2 separate regions of the Homo sapiens genome follow, and region 2 is linked to region 1. The links are chromatin loops, found by intact Hi-C in ENCODE. Cell type or tissue: IMR-90. All regions are shown on one strand.

What was found. Peaks named below come from ENCODE experiments on the same cell type or tissue, not always from the same donor. Only the 100,000 strongest peaks of a DNase experiment are listed, where the experiment ranks them.
Region 2: a loop joins it to region 1, with 2.5 times the contacts of the local background. A loop is called at or near these places in 1 of 110 quality-filtered maps.

Annotation. Positions count from the first base shown.
Region 1 is chr5:57,557,540-57,562,539 of GRCh38, reverse strand. No RefSeq gene overlaps it. Among named protein-coding and RNA genes, the nearest start is that of LNCBRM, 10 kb to the left of the region's middle. In IMR-90, no CTCF peak of the experiment used is centred here; a DNase peak (open chromatin) is centred at 3,109.
Region 2 is chr5:57,504,844-57,509,843 of GRCh38, reverse strand. The region is part of intron 3 of RMEL3 (enriched in melanoma 3); the gene reads right to left. Among named protein-coding and RNA genes, the nearest start is that of ACTBL2, 25 kb to the right of the region's middle. In IMR-90, no CTCF peak of the experiment used is centred here; no DNase peak of the experiment used is centred here.

The DNA of each region.
Region 1 (5,000 bases):
GTAGAGACAGTGAGTATAGATACCTCTTCCAGGAAAGTCTGTTATAAAGAGAAAGAAAGTGATGGTAGTTTTTGCCTGGAACAAAGGGCAACTGAAGGAGAATGTAGTGTCAACAGAAAATTTTTTCTTCAAGACTTAGAATATTACATTTTAGTAGCCTTCGGGGATGATCTGATATATAAGAAATGTGATGATGTGAAATTGAATGGGAAAAAATCAGAGAGGAGTCCTGGAGTAGGTAAATAGGATGGAGTCTAGTGCATGAGTAGAGAGATTCACCTTAGTTAAGAACATGACAATCTCTCCATTGTAGTAAGAGGCAAGTTGGAGAACGTGGGTACAGATACAGGTAGGTCAGCAGATATTTGAGGGTGTATTCCCTTATTCTCTTTTTTATTTTCAACAAAATAGACTCAAATACATCAGCTAAGCAGGGGTGGGTGGGGAACATTGGAGGATTTAAAGAGGAAGAAGGAAACATGAAACACTCATCAAAAATATTGAAAAGAATATTTATTAGGGATACATGTTGGAATTATTGAGTAATAATGACAACAAGCATGAAATGACAGCATGCTTGACAGCAAGCATAAAATAAGACCAGATAGAAACATTGTGTTCTACTCTATTTACATCAGTGGCTTAGATGTGGATTTTTAAAAGTTGGAAATTTAACTGGGATTTTTTTTTTCCTGTAAAAAGCAAGAGTTGAAAAGGGGATGGGGTGTTTACAAGTGTGTAATCATGACGAAGGACCATGGACTCTAAGCTGAGTAAGGAGAGAAGTGAAGAGAGATGAGAAGTAGGCTGTAACACAGAGAAAACTGGCAGGTTAAAAGATTAAAGTTTTCCAAAGAGTTGAAATATTGTTACCATCAAGCTGCCGGATTAGTGTGCTGGAAACTCAGGAGGTTGAACTCAGCTTGACATTGAAATTCCGGTGTTGGTAGTTGCTGTCTAGGACAAGGTCTAGAGCATGACCATGGGAGTGAAAAAATAAATGATCATAGGAAATGAGAAGGCTCAGAACTAAGTGATGATGAGGTTAGCAAAAATTATGATTTAAGTATGCAGAGGAAGAGAGCAAACCTTCAATGAATGAAAAGGAGTACTTAAATTGTGAGGGAATTTCTGCAACAAGGAAAGGCTGTGTGGAGTGCAGCTGAAGCACTTCAAAATAACTAGGATTTTTAGGGAAGGAGGAAATTTTGTTTGAATAGCAACCAAGGATAAGAAAAACAGTCACCCCAACTTCAAGCTTTTTGGTGTCAAGGGGCTTTACAGAAAGAAACATGCTCTCAAGGAAGAGCCAAGTTTCAGCTAAAACAAGCAAAACAGTAAAGGAAACAAAGAACAAACTTCTTTTATCTCAAGTCTTCCTCCTCCTTCTTAATTGTTTTGTCTTGATTGAGTACATCCTCTAAGGATTCCTTCAGAGAAAGCCCACAGACAGTAATATTATTGTGTAATAATATCTCTATTTTCTCAAACGCTTTTGTATCTTTTTGGATAAAGAACTCTAAGTTTCAAACAATTTTATCTTAACTTTTCTTTCACACATTTTTCTCTTTGCATGTGTGGGCTGAGTTCTGGGGCATTTTCCCCACTACATATTCCAGCTCATATTGCTTCTTCATCTGCAGCCATCCTCACATGCATCTGATCTGAGGTTTGACTTTTTAAAATTATTCTTTCACTTTTAAACACCAATAATTTTAATTGATTTTTTATGCCATTCTATTACTAGTGCATGTTAGTAAAATTGTCTGGAATCTTTATGAGAATTTTAATTTAACTTTTTAACTCTTCCGTTTGCTTTTTGAAGTCCAATTTCTCATGTGTTAGTTTTTTTACTTACTGAATTTTTTCTCATTCACAGTGCTGGGTTTCCTCAAGTGTTTTGTGATTCCTGGTTAACTGCTTGCAATCTGTATATGAGAATTCTTGTTTTTATGTCAATAAATAAACACCCTAGTTACAACAGCTAGTGCTTTATGGTTATGTGAAATTTGACAGAGTATGTAGGTAGCTTGTTTTGAGTATGGAAATTATTCAACCCTCTTGGAGACAGTCTGTAACAGACAATACGGCCCTGTCTCTCATGCCCTGCCACCCAATAAGTGATTATCCTGGGTCAGAATTCCAACCTTGAAGAGATATACTCAGGGTTTATTCTAGGAGTGAACACTGAAGTCAGCCACTGCATTTCTTCCCCTCCTCCTCCCTATACTATCCTTGTAAAGATCTTACATTGATTGCTTCACTCTGCCTTTCTTCTCCAATGCTAGGAGTGCTTCTCAATCAGTTTATTTTGGTTTGAAGACAATTCTGAGTTATATCTCAGGAGAAAATTCTACTTCTGCCTGCAACTCAGTTTAAACTGAGGGAGAAGGAAAGACAAATAATTTCCAAATGCTGTTCTTTAATTAATTTGCCTGTGATGGTCCTCTTTGTGCTTTGATAAGCCAAAGAATAAAGCTGTTCCTACCTTATAGCATACATTAAAATTAACTCAAAATGGATCAATATCCTAGATATAACAGATAAAACCATAGAACTCTTAGAAGAAACATAAAAGTCAATCTTCATGAACTCAGACTTGGCAGTGGATTCTTAGATATAGCATCAAAAGGATGAACAACAAAATTAAAAAATCGATTCAACTTCATCAAAATGTAAACTTCCATGAATCAAAGGGCAATATCAAAATGGTGAAAAGACAACCTACAGAACAGGAGAAAATATTTGAAAATCATCTCCAGAATATATTTAGAAAACTCTTATAACTCAACAACAAAAAGACAACCCAATTTTAAAATGGGCAATGGGCTTGAATAGACATTTCTCTAAATGAATACATGAATGGAAAATAAGCACATGAAAAGATATTCAACAATCATTAGTCATTAGAGAAATGCAAGAAAAACCACTTCACACCCGTTAGGATTCCTATGATTTTTTAAAATGAAAAATAAACAGTGCTGGTGAAGATACGGAGAAATCACAACCCTTGTATGTTGCTGATGGAGTTGTAAAATGGTTCAGCCCAGTGGAAAACAATTTGGTGGCTCCTCAAAAAGTTAAACATAGAGATACCATATGACTCAGCAACTCCACTGCTAGATATATACCCAAAAGAATTAAAAACAGGTTCTCAAACAAATACTCATAGATAAATGTTCATAGGAGCACAATTCATAAAAGCTATTTAATGGGAATAGAGTTTCAGTTTTGCAAGACGAAGAAAGTTCTGGATTGGTTGCACAACAATCTGAATACACTTAACACTACTGAGCTTAACCACTTAAAAATGGTTAAGATGGTTTATTGTATGTTATGCATATTTTGCCACAAGTTAAAAAAAATTTAAGTCAATACACTGGTTTTTATCTCTCCTTAAATCACTTTCTCATTTCAAGAAGCATTCTTACTGCATATCAAATATTGAACTTAAAGTAAATATACAGATTCATTTCAGTTTATTAAGCATTTTTGCATACAATATTTTATTTGAACCAAGAAATTATATTACTTTAATATTGCTATCTTGCCATCAGCCTTTCTCTGCGTTCCCATTCAGTAATGAGAATACTACAGCATATTCTGCATGGCAGAGGTAAGTAAGCAGGTATGGGAAAACACAGATGCCATGCTCACTGTGTAGAACTGCAAAAGCTAAAAGTTTCAGAAAGACTTATTTTTGCAGAAAGTGAGATTCTTGCTCAAGTGCTTTTTCCATAGCCTGAACAGAAGACAAATGGAGACATAGGCCATAATTTGTCTCTACAACTCCCTTGTTGCCTTCCCCTGCATACATGTCATCATCACCACCACACATACCACCCACTGTGGTCTTCATAGGGAACCAGGTACCAGGGACTACAATTTGGCAGTCATGGTGACACAGTTAACTCCAGGAAGTTAAAACCACTTAGGGTCCAGTTGGTATAGCAGGCACAATAAACCTCCTAGAATCAAAGATTTAGAAGCAGTTCCAAGAGTCCATTTTAGCCATAAATACACCTCCGTTGCAGAAGGATACCAATTTAGTCCCATACAGCTAGAGGACATTAACCAGACCATATGCAGCTCCTTGGTTACTTACCTATGCCACTCAGTAGCCAAGAAGGAGGACATTGCAGAGGTATTTGGCCCTTGAAAAGTTTTATAGAAAAGTAGTTTCCAGATTCTACTTGTTATTGTCAGACTTTCCTTTTTCCTAAACTACTCCCTTTTCCCCCGAGCCAACCACACAGACTCCAATGTGCATTCTCTCTGTCTCTCTCTCTCTCTCTCATGCGCACACACACACACACACACACACACACACACACACACACACACACATCTTTAAAGCCAAATCCTTTATCCTTGGCAAGGTTTTGATGTTTCACCAGGATATGTAGGAACTGGACCATGATTAGTTTTTTTTTAAATCTCATGTCCTACCAGGATATTTGTATGCCTTAGAAGATGCTCCTCAGTTGTTAAACTGTACTGTCACCTCCTTGTGGATCTTCACAATCCTGAATTACACCAAGAAGAGGCTGCCTTAGTCAAATGGCCACAGCCAGGAGGTTGTGGACTAATACCAGTAGTGGTCAGTACAAGTTATCATATGATGGCCAAGCCCTTTCATGATCCCAGCCCTGTCCTTTTTTCTGAAACTCCCATTTCCAAAAACCAAGATAGACTGTGAATGCATCCATGGCTTGTTCCATTTTCTCTGCCAGGCCTCACACTGTATAAAACAGACTCTTGTTGGAGAGCTGGCTGGGTGAGTGTGTATTAGTCCATTCTTGCATTGCTATAAAGAACTACCTGAGACTGGGCAATTTATTAAGAAAAGAGGTTTAATCAGCTCATGGTTCTGTGGGCTACACAGGCTTGTGCTTCCGGGGAGGCCCAAGGAAACTTACAATCATGGCAGGAGGTAAAAGGGGGAAGCAGGCAGTCTTCACATGGCCAAAGCAGGAGAGAGAGAGAGCGAAGGGGGAAGT
Region 2 (5,000 bases), 53 kb after region 1:
AGTGCTACACGGATAGAAAAATGTTCTTGGGCTAATCCTATCAAGGTTCCAATAAGAACACAATTCTTGTATAAGCAAAAAAACAAAAGCAAAACTATGAATTCTGCTACTTCCTAGCATGCACATCCTCTCATAGTCAACCTTGACCCTTTGGATAAAACAAACATATAATATGTGTGAAGAATTTCAGTTCTATTGTGAACTTTCACAGCTGTCCTGAGAGGGAGGTATTATTATCCACATTTCATAAGTGATGACAGTAATGTTCAAAAGATGTTTTTTTAAAAAAAAAAATCAATGCTAGATTTCTAAGGATGAAATGTTTCTAAAAGGTCTGCAACCATCATTTGTCCTGAGAGAAACAACTTCACAGCTGCTGAACATGGTGAAGCCAGCAGGGCCCTCTCTACCTTGCAGACTCAAGACAACTTGACTTCAACTCAAGTGTCAACAATGCATCTTTTTTCAACTTCATGAATCCTCTGACCATCCAGTTCTTTGGCTACAAATGAATGGATACAGGCAGAATATCACCCAGACTACATTTCTGGTTTTGCCCTCAACTAAGAGTGGAAGAAAATGAGGCAAATTTGAGAATATAAACCAACCCTCAGCTGACAAGCCAGCTGAATTCAGTAACATTGATGCAGGGCAGGTGAGCCCCAAAAGAAGGTTCTTGGCTTCACCCAGGAAATAATTCAAGGGTGAGCTAGTGGTGTTAGGCAACAACTTTTTTTGAAATGTCAGTATGCAGCCACAGCAGAGGCACTGCTCCTTGCTTAACAGGACTACCTCATAGTCAGTGTGCCCAGAGTAGCAGCTCAGAGGCAGTTCTGTAGTCATATTTATATCCACTTTTAATTATATGCAAATTGATGGGTGTATTATGCAGAAATTTCTAGAAAAATATGTGGTAATTTCTGGGTTGTTGGGTTATTGCCATGAAAAGGGGAGGTAGCTTCAGGGTGTTGCCATGGCAGTGGTAAACTGACAGGGCACACTGGTGGGCATGTCTTATGGGAAGCTGCTTCCACCCTGTCCCTGTTTTAGCAAGTCCTCAGTTTGGTCCAGTGTCCAAGCTCCACCTCTGGAGTCCCACCTCCTACCTCAATATGAATGTACCCAGGCGAAACCAAGCAGAAGCCAAACTTTCCACCATTTAACAGGTGAGTAGACTAAGACACGGAAATCAACTCTCTTGCCCAAGAACACACAACTAGCCACTGTGTCAGGAGTCAGGGCTTGAACTTAGATCTTTCTGCTCCCATCATGCATGCTCTTTGCATGACAACCCACTATATCAGCATTTGTTATGGCTCCCTTAGGTTTGGCCAGCCTGGGAGCACAGGCAATAAGCAAGACTCGACACTCTCCAATGTGGTCTCATAACTAAGCTTTAATTTTAGCATTAGCCCCTAAGTTTACTGAGTACCAGAGTTATTGATTTACATTAAGCAGGAGATATCTCTGCAGTGACATAGTCCTTTAGCTGGGAAAAGAATGAAATTCTTTATCCTGACTCACAGATTCTTCAGTTTGATGGGCTGCTAACCATCAGCACCACCCAGAGCCGTCACCCTAGATGGGGGGCAGAGGGGCTCAGAGGTATCCTTTGTCTGTGCTACTTCATATCATTGATGGTGCTGAATATATTTTCTTGAAACTAATGATCCAGGCCTATAAGTTTTATTTCTGTCATTACTGGTCCTAAGTTGACCCATGAAGAGTCCTGTCTGTCATCAGTATACATTTTAGAAGATTAGAGAGCCACATGGGAATTGTGATCAGTGTGGTCTTTCTGTCAAACTGTGCATAGCTTTATTCTTTAGATTAAATGGTTATCCATTGTTCTAAGGATGGAGAGCTTTCTTGGGTGTTGAGCTTTTCAAAAAAAAATTGGAATGCAGCTAGCTTCTGAGGATGGATGCATAAGTCTCAAAGAGAGTAAAGGTGATTTCCAGTGGGCAGAGAAAGGAGGAAAAACAGGGAAGACATAGACCAAGATGTAGAGATGGGAATGCACAAAGTGGATGACTTAAAAATATGCATGAGTAGCCCGTGCCGGCTGAGAGACAGGAATGGTGGCAGCCATCATGAACTTCATCAGTTACTGTATCTGCTAAGAAAACATCCTTTTTCCTTTGGCAATAGATGACAAAAAGCTGGCCCAGGCCCCTCAGTGCTTTGAAAGACCAGTAATTTGGGAATGGAGTGAATGTCATACACCGATTCTCACTTAAATTTCCCTACACAATGAGCACTAATGCTTATGTTATATGAAAACTCCTTGAAGCACAGAGCAGCCTCTTTCTGATTATTTTTGGATAGCTTCCATGTTACACCCAACTTCCTCGTGAGGGTCTCAGTGACCATGACTGCAGAGCCAAAGCACATGAGGCAAGAGGCTTCCCTGCCTTCATCTCCATTCACAATCATGATGGCTCATTGGAAAAATTAACAGTTTTCAAGACAGAAGCAAAGTCAAAAATTATTAGAAATGGGCAAGTTCGGAAATCAAGTCAGGAGGTCTGGTTCTAGTCCTGGCTGGGCTACTCTACCTTTGGGACTTTGGGAGTGATGAGGGAGAGCCACCAACACGATGTGAATTCCTAGTCCATATCAGGCATGCACTATGTGCTTTATATACATTACCAGATTTGACCCTTCTCACAAGCATGTAAATGCTAGCTATCCTCATCTTATGGGTTAGAAAACTGAGACTCCACAAACTCACAGAAAATCAAATAGTAAGTTGTGGAGCTAGAATTTACACCCAAGTTTTTAACTTTCAAGCCAGTTTTCTTTTTATTACATCAAATTGCTTTTCTGTTTTAAGACTCTTTTGTCTTTCAACCCTATTAGCTCAAAAATTCTACAATGATTCTGATTCTGAATAGAGTTATGACAGTTGAATTCTAATAGGAAAAATAATTACTCATATGCCCTATGAATTCTTACCAAAGATCAAAATTAATGAAAGCATAGTCAATTTATTAAGTATTGCAATAAAGTTCTAATAAAAATTTATTTCTTCCTAATGCCTTTGACATTTCAAGAAATATGAGGTACAATGTTCTCCATGAATATGAGAATATCTGAATTATTCTGCAACAATTAATACAACATCAACCTACAAATCAGTGAGTTTTTTAAAAAATCTGCAAAAAATATATTTAAAGGGCTGTATGATCAGGTTTTCTAATAATATTATTCAATTTCTGTATGTATATGTTTATGTGTATGTATATATAAGATAGATAGATAGATAAATTGATAATTGATAGATAGATTGATCTCCATCTATCTGGCCAAATCTAGTGATCAATCTCTACCACCATCTTGCTTTTCCTCTCAGCAGCATTTGACAGTATTGATAACTCCTTCACTCATGATATATCATCTCCACTTGTGTGCTAGGTCTCTGCTCTTTGAACACTGACATTCAACAACTGAATTTTCTGCAATGCCCTATTGCCCTTGAGAATATGGCCTTTATCTTTGGTAGCTGACTAAAACTTGCCTAAAATTCATTTGGTTTATAGCTCTTATCTACTGAATTTTTATCCCTTCAATACTAGCTATGCCCTTCACTAATTAAGGCTAGAATCACTTATCTATTTTCTATATGCTACATCTCTGTCTTTTTACCTATACAGTCTATTTTCTGAACAGTCTATATAAATCCATGTACCCACAGTGAAAACACTATTTTAGTTATACTCCTCTGAGGAGAAGTTTAATCTGATTATGCTCTTAGGAAGAGGCTTCTCATCTCTGCCTTCTCCCAGCCCCTATCTCAGCCCTGGACACGCCCAAATTACAAGACAGACACTTTCTGCATGTGCCTTCAATCAGTCCATGCCTCTCGCTGTGTAAATAACATAATCACAGATGAAAGAGGATGAGCAAAGCCGATATGATTTCTCCCCTTGTCTGAGGCTGAAGCAAAAGGCTCCAGAGACTGTCACAGCACGGATAACAGTGTGTGTCTATGTTTCGTTGGTGCTAATATACAGAAATAGAATGATCTCTTCTATAGTCAGATTGGCTCCAGTCTGGAAATAGCCAGTGAGCAATGCTCATAGACTTTTATTAAAATTGTTAAAGACCACTATCTTAAAAATAAACAAACCTTGGAAAGAGGTATATTAGAAATCATTTTTAAAAGATGCCTAGAAACTTTTTTAATGTATTCTAAAATACAGTACAAAATTGAAAGAACAATACAGTGTTACTAGTCTAGAGTGAGACTCTATCATGGGAAGATTTTCAAAAATGGCTGACAGTAACATTATTTTCTTGTACTTTACATAATTGCACAAAGTGACTCAGAATTGACCTCATGGGTGAAAACAGGCAATGTATGGCAGTAAGATGTCATGGTGAAGTAAAATACATTATGGAAATCACTGCAAAAGCTAAGAGATCAGACTACTTTTCAGAGTCCATGGAATTTGTAATCATCCATTTGCTGCCACATTCCTTTTGAAGGATGTGACCCAGACTTTTGTGAAGGCTCCTGTATATGGACTCCAATTTTTCTATTTACTTATGCTTGACTAAGGAGGAAAAAAGGAGCTTCCATAATCTTTGCAGTCCTCACAGTCGAATCTTTTTTAATTACAGTCTGTTTCCATTCTCATCTGTTCTAAATGTAAATCTGCAGTTGTCCTCAAACAGTCAACTCCAGAAGGGTGCAAAGATTTCCCCTTGTTGACCTAGAATTCATTTGGAGCAGCACAATTCTCAAGCCCCTTTACTGAGTAAAAGTTGGCTACAAATCGAATTTTAATTTGTATAGAGTCAAGATAGGAACTTGGATTATTAGAGAAAGGATAAGCATCAGTGAAAAATGTGTTTTCCTATATCAAATATACAATTAACATTAAAGTAAAGAAACCCATTGTTTTCTAAATGAACATACAGCCTTCTTCTAAAGCAGTCAGTTTCCTAAGCAATACAAATGTATGAAAATTTTTCTGACAACTGCTACATTTTCC